Regions from separate parts of the Homo sapiens genome. Here region 2 is linked to region 1. Evidence: chromatin loops called from intact Hi-C (ENCODE). Cell type or tissue: psoas muscle. All regions are shown on one strand. Region 1 has its middle 8.7 kb from the start of RUSC2. Region 2 overlaps TLN1 (talin 1).

Region 1 (2,500 bases):
TCAACAAGAAAGAATTTGTGAAGTGTTTAATGCATGGGATCTACAGTTCCTTCGTGTTGTTCTTTGTCCCCATGGGGGCTCTTTACAATGCAGAACGAAATGATGGGAAGGACATCTCCGACTACCAGTCCTTCTCCCTGGTGGTGCAGACCTCCTTGATCTGGGTGGTCGCAATGCAGGTGTGGCCAGTGGTGGTGGGGGTAAGGGGATTGGGTGGGGGCCTCTCTGAAAGAGTGGGAGGAATAGAGGGTGAGAGTGTGGGAAGGGAGCAACCTTCATTACATAATTGGAGGGGGGAGGTAGCTGACAGGTCCCAGGTTACAGGTCCCATAAGAGGGTACTTTTCAGATCGCCCTGAGGACAACCTACTGGACAATGATAAACCATGTTGTCATCTGGGGTAGCCTGGGTTTCTACTTTTGGGTGTCATTCCTCCTGTACAGCGATGGCTTGTGTCTAGTATTCCCTGACGTCTTCCAATTCCTAGGTAAGGCCCTGCCCAGTGGGCGGAGGGTGGGGAACCAGGTATATTTATTTAATAAATGTTTACCGAGAAGCCATTACTATGTGCTAGGCTAGAGATATAAATAAGACATGGTCTCTGCCCTAAAAGGGCTCAAAATGTAGCTAGGGAAATAAGTTACCTTATTTGAGTTTCCAAGGTATTTTCAAATGTCTTACGAGATTTGCTATTTATCAGCATCCTAAGAGGTAGGCAGTGCAACAATTTTTAGAGCCATTTTAGACACCGGAGGGTTTTTTTTTAATTAAAGGACTTAAATCTAGGTTTCCTGGTTCCAGTTCAATGTCCTTTATGCTGTGGCATATCGCCTTGTTGTCTCCCATAATTTTTCCCTCTCTCTCATCTCCACTTTGCTGAAGACAAAATATAGAGAGTAGATATGTAGATGTAGTTGGCTCCCATCTTTTTGTTTTTATTTTTAATTTTTTGAGACTCTGTTGCTCTACCTCTGTCGCCTTGGCTGGAGTGCAGTGGTGCAATCTTGGCTCACTGCAACCTCTGCCTCCTGGGTTTAAGCGATTCTCGTGCCTCAGCCTCCCCACTAGCTGGGACTACAGTTGTGCACCACCATGCACTGCTCATTTTTTTGTATTTTTGGTAGAGACGTGTTTTTGCCATGTTGGCCAGGGTGGCCTCAAACTCCCGGCCTCAAGCAATCTGCCGGCCTGGGGCTCCCAAAGTGCTGGGATTACAAGCGTGAGCCACCGCACCTGGCTGTCTCTCACCTTTTGTCAGGCCACTAACTTATTTTTCTCCTTCAAATCTTTTTTTTTCTTTTTTTAATTTTTTTTTTTTACCTTTTTTATTTTTATTTTTTTGTTTTTTCCTCCTCCAAAGCTTTCTTTCCCATTTTTGGATGCAAGCCAGTGCTCTAGGATTCCCTCATAACTTACCCCTGCTCTCCTATCCTGCCCTACCCTGCCCTGCCTTTAGAGGGAGAGAGAGGCACATGGATTCACAGTGACTTTGGCTGCACAAAGGACCCAACTACAATTCTTTTGTATTTATATTATTTCTCAGGAGCCTAAACTAACTACAAGTCAGTAACTTCCTTCTTTGGACTAGAGAGGTGTCTACGTTCTGGCTGGTAACTCCTACCCCTGGTCCTACCCCGGTCCTCCAGGCTCTGTTTCAGCCTTTCCCCTCCTGGCTCACTGTTTACAGGTGTGGTCAGGAATTCTCTGAACCAGCCGCAAATGCTGCTGAGCATTATCCTCAGTGTGGTCCTCTGTATGTTGCCTGTGATTGGGCACCAATTTCTTAAACCACTATTCTGGCCTATCAGCATGGACAAAGTAAGTGCAACAGAAAATCTACGCAGATATAATTCATGACCTTCTTTTGCTTTTGCCTCTGTGGATGAAAACCCTATCCCCCATGCTCTGGCTATAGGTTTTTGACAGAATTCAAGAGTGCAGGAGACTTCCACAGCAGTCCCCAGTCTGGACCAAACTGAAACACTCAAGCACTCGACGTTCTGCCTATGCATTCTCCCATAAACAAGGCTTTGGGGCCCTCATCACTTCTGGCAAGATAGTGAAGCCCAGGATGTCCAAGAGAAACACCCTTTTTTTGAAAAAGATAGAGGCCCTAGGGAAATTCCAAAGGAGGCAGTCAGTGCTCTTCCTCCCTCGTACTCATGCAACTTAGGAAGAATTAGAGTCCCTGGGAAACCAGCATAAACCTGCTCCTTCATTCTCACTAGGGACTAAGCCTCTTAATTGTCCAGAAGGCTATTCCCAGAAAGGCAAGGAGGGGTAAGGAAAGAGCCCCCAGATATCTGCCAGAGTTGCAGCATTTCAAGAAAAAGAAAAAAAAAGCAACCTCAGGCCTGCCTCCCACCATCTCTTGCAAGTTTTAATCCAGACAAGCATATGTAGAGGTAGGGGGTGACAAGAGACAGTATGGGGAAGGGAAAAGAAGATGGAACCTAAGAATTTTACTTTGGGCCCTATCTCCTATACTCAGAGCAAGCAT
Region 2 (2,500 bases), 220 kb after region 1:
AAAAAATTTTTTTTTTTTACTTCATCAAGGACATTTTTTTTGAGTCTTGCTCTGTTGCCCAGGCTGGAGTGCAGTGGCGTGATCTTGGCTCACTGCAACCTCCGCATCACAGGTTCAAGCAATTCTGGTGCCTCAGCCTCCCAAGTAGCTGGGAATTACAGGTGTGCACCACCATCCCCAGCTAAGGAAAATAATGTCTTGGTATTTTTATGAAAATAATTTTGACCTATGGACCCCTGAAAAGGTCTTAGGGAACCCTAGGGGTCTGAGGACCACATTTGAAGAGCTGCTGGTTTAATAGGTTTTAAAGCCTCTCCCCAGATGGCTCCCAAGGTATCACTAGTGAGAAGTATGTGATTGGTCCCAGTTCCTGAGGACATGACAAGGAAATGGTAACAGGAGTAAGCAGCTGTCCTGGGCTCCTAGCTGGAGTTCAAAGTCTAGACTGCCACTTGTCGGGGAGGTTATAGAAGGGATTTGATCTCCAAGGTCCTCAACTGATACTATGACATTGAATCTGGGATTAGGGAGCCCCCACAGTATGTACTGGAGTTGCCAGTCCTCTGCGTCAGAGAAGTGATAATACATCTCAATTTTCCAGTGCTTAGCACAAGCATGGCTTAGTAAATATTGAATGAATGAATCACAGGTGATAGGAGTGATGGTAGGAGGTTGGCACCATCCCTAATGGGCTGTCCTAGAGTTCCATCTACTTTCTTAGAGAAGGGCTCTCACTCCGTCACCCAGGCTGGTGCACAGTGGCACCATCATAGCTCACTGCAGCCTTGAACTCCTGGTCTCAAGCAGTCCTCCTGCCTCAGCCTTTTAAGTAGCTGGGATTAGAGGCTCGAACCACCGTTACCAGCTACATTCCATCTACTTCAAGCTTTCCCTAATGTGGTGGGAGTAGAAGGTGTTAGTAGCAGATGGGTGGCGTTTGTGTTCTACTTGAGGAAATAATGTACTGGGCGGTAGGGCTGACTAAAGAATCACGCATGAAAATAGTTGCCAACCTAAGACGACTGTCAGAGAGTCCATGCATTATGGACAGAGTGGCTGGATGGGGACGTGGAAGCACACAGCATCCACCTCTCTGACTGCCTCTTTCCACTGACCCACCAGATAAGCAGGGTGGCTGGAACAGGGCTGCTAGCACCTTCCTGGCCACTAGGGGAGCTCTGCCCCCTCTAACAATAAATTCTCACACCTGGGTCAAGCTCTTCACTTTTAGCGCTACCCTAGGCAGGAGTGTCCCAACCCAATCAAGAGCGGTGCCTACCCGAGGCAGCCTCAAGTTGGGATTTTTCTGCTTGCTAATGGCTTCAATCAGTTTTGTGGCCATAGTTCTCTTAGGCTCAGACACTTACAGGCATATTATTTTTAGCAAAGCTTCTTTTGAAAATTTGAATTTGGTCAAGGACTGGATTTGTTGACATACCCTGAGTAGCTATGAAGAACAGAATGTCCTGGTAGCCACAAGGAACTGTGGTAGCTGCTGTCCCAGCAGCAGCAGAACGACACTTTGTGAGGCTTAGGTGCTGGCCAGGGAGGTGAGGATAACAGGAGTATGACTTCTCAGGCACAACTTCCCCATTGGATAACTTTAGGGTCCGGGTGCAAGGAGGAAGGGACCTCAGGTGCAGACTGCCAGTCTTCCCCTCTCCCATTTCAAGCTGGATCAAGCTGGGTGACAGAATTCAACCCCACTGTCTCTCCTACTGCCCTGGGAGAAAACTTGTATCTCCCTTGAAGCCAGGCAGAGGTTGTAGGTAGAATCATTTTTATTGGAGCATGACCTGTTTGGGGCTTATAACTCTGCAGCCCCTATGGGTAGCTGGGGGTGGGGGAAGATAGTATCAAAAAACGGTGAAGAGAGCTGATGAGGCTGTGGGGACTGGCCGGAAGCTGCTGGCAGGGTGGAGTGGGCTGGGGCCCCGGCAGATTCAGATCGAGGTACAGCAGCGTTAATAATACTCTTGGAGCGTTAATACTCTGGGGAGGGGCAGGCACTTGGGGGGCCCTAGGGCATGAAGGCACTTGGGGTTGGGGAGGGGACAGGGGATGTACTGCGGGACTGGGCGGGGCCAGGCCCTGGGGTTTGGCAGGCACTTTGGGGAGTGCTGGGGTTGGGCAGGTTGGGCCCCGACAGCCCAGAAGGCTTTGGTAGTGGCACGCACAGTCTCTGGGCCGGGTCTGCATTAAATAGAAGAGGCTTCTTTAGTGCTCATCTCGAAGCTCTGAAGGCAGAAACTTGTACTGCTGCTGCCGGATCTGGGCCAGTTTCTTCCGCGCCTCTTCCAGCTCTCGTTCCTTCCGAAGCATTTCTTCCTGTGCTGCGATGATCTGAGGGTGGAGATCGGGGACTTAGTTCAGTGAGGATGCACAGCAGGGGCATAGGGTAGTTGGGACCAGCGCAGGCAACATGACTGCCCTCCTGACAGCGTCCCTCAGCATCTGGGGTGAAGCTCACCTGGGCAATGCCGCCAACCATCTTCTCTTT

Evidence for each region. Hi-C counts contacts between places; a loop is a spot of excess contacts. Peaks named below come from ENCODE experiments on the same cell type or tissue, not always from the same donor. Only the 100,000 strongest peaks of a DNase experiment are listed, where the experiment ranks them.
Region 2: a loop joins it to region 1, with 3 times the contacts of the local background. A loop is called at or near these places in 4 of 110 quality-filtered maps.

The regions. Positions count from the first base shown.
Region 1 is chr9:35,480,112-35,482,611 of GRCh38, forward strand. It overlaps the pseudogene ATP8B5P. Among named protein-coding and RNA genes, the nearest start is that of RUSC2, 8.7 kb to the right of the region's middle. RefSeq lists a silencer at 1,818-2,052. In psoas muscle, a CTCF peak has its summit at 1,455; a DNase peak (open chromatin) is centred at 1,460.
Region 2 is chr9:35,695,574-35,698,073 of GRCh38, forward strand. TLN1 (talin 1) reads right to left here. Exons shown (of 57, transcript NM_006289.4): 56 at 2,471-2,500; 57 at 1,375-2,343. The coding sequence ends at 2,218. Among named protein-coding and RNA genes, the nearest start is that of TPM2, 6.9 kb to the left of the region's middle. In psoas muscle, a CTCF peak has its summit at 1,162; DNase peaks (open chromatin) are centred at 1,158 and 2,088; H3K27ac peaks cover 1,548 bases.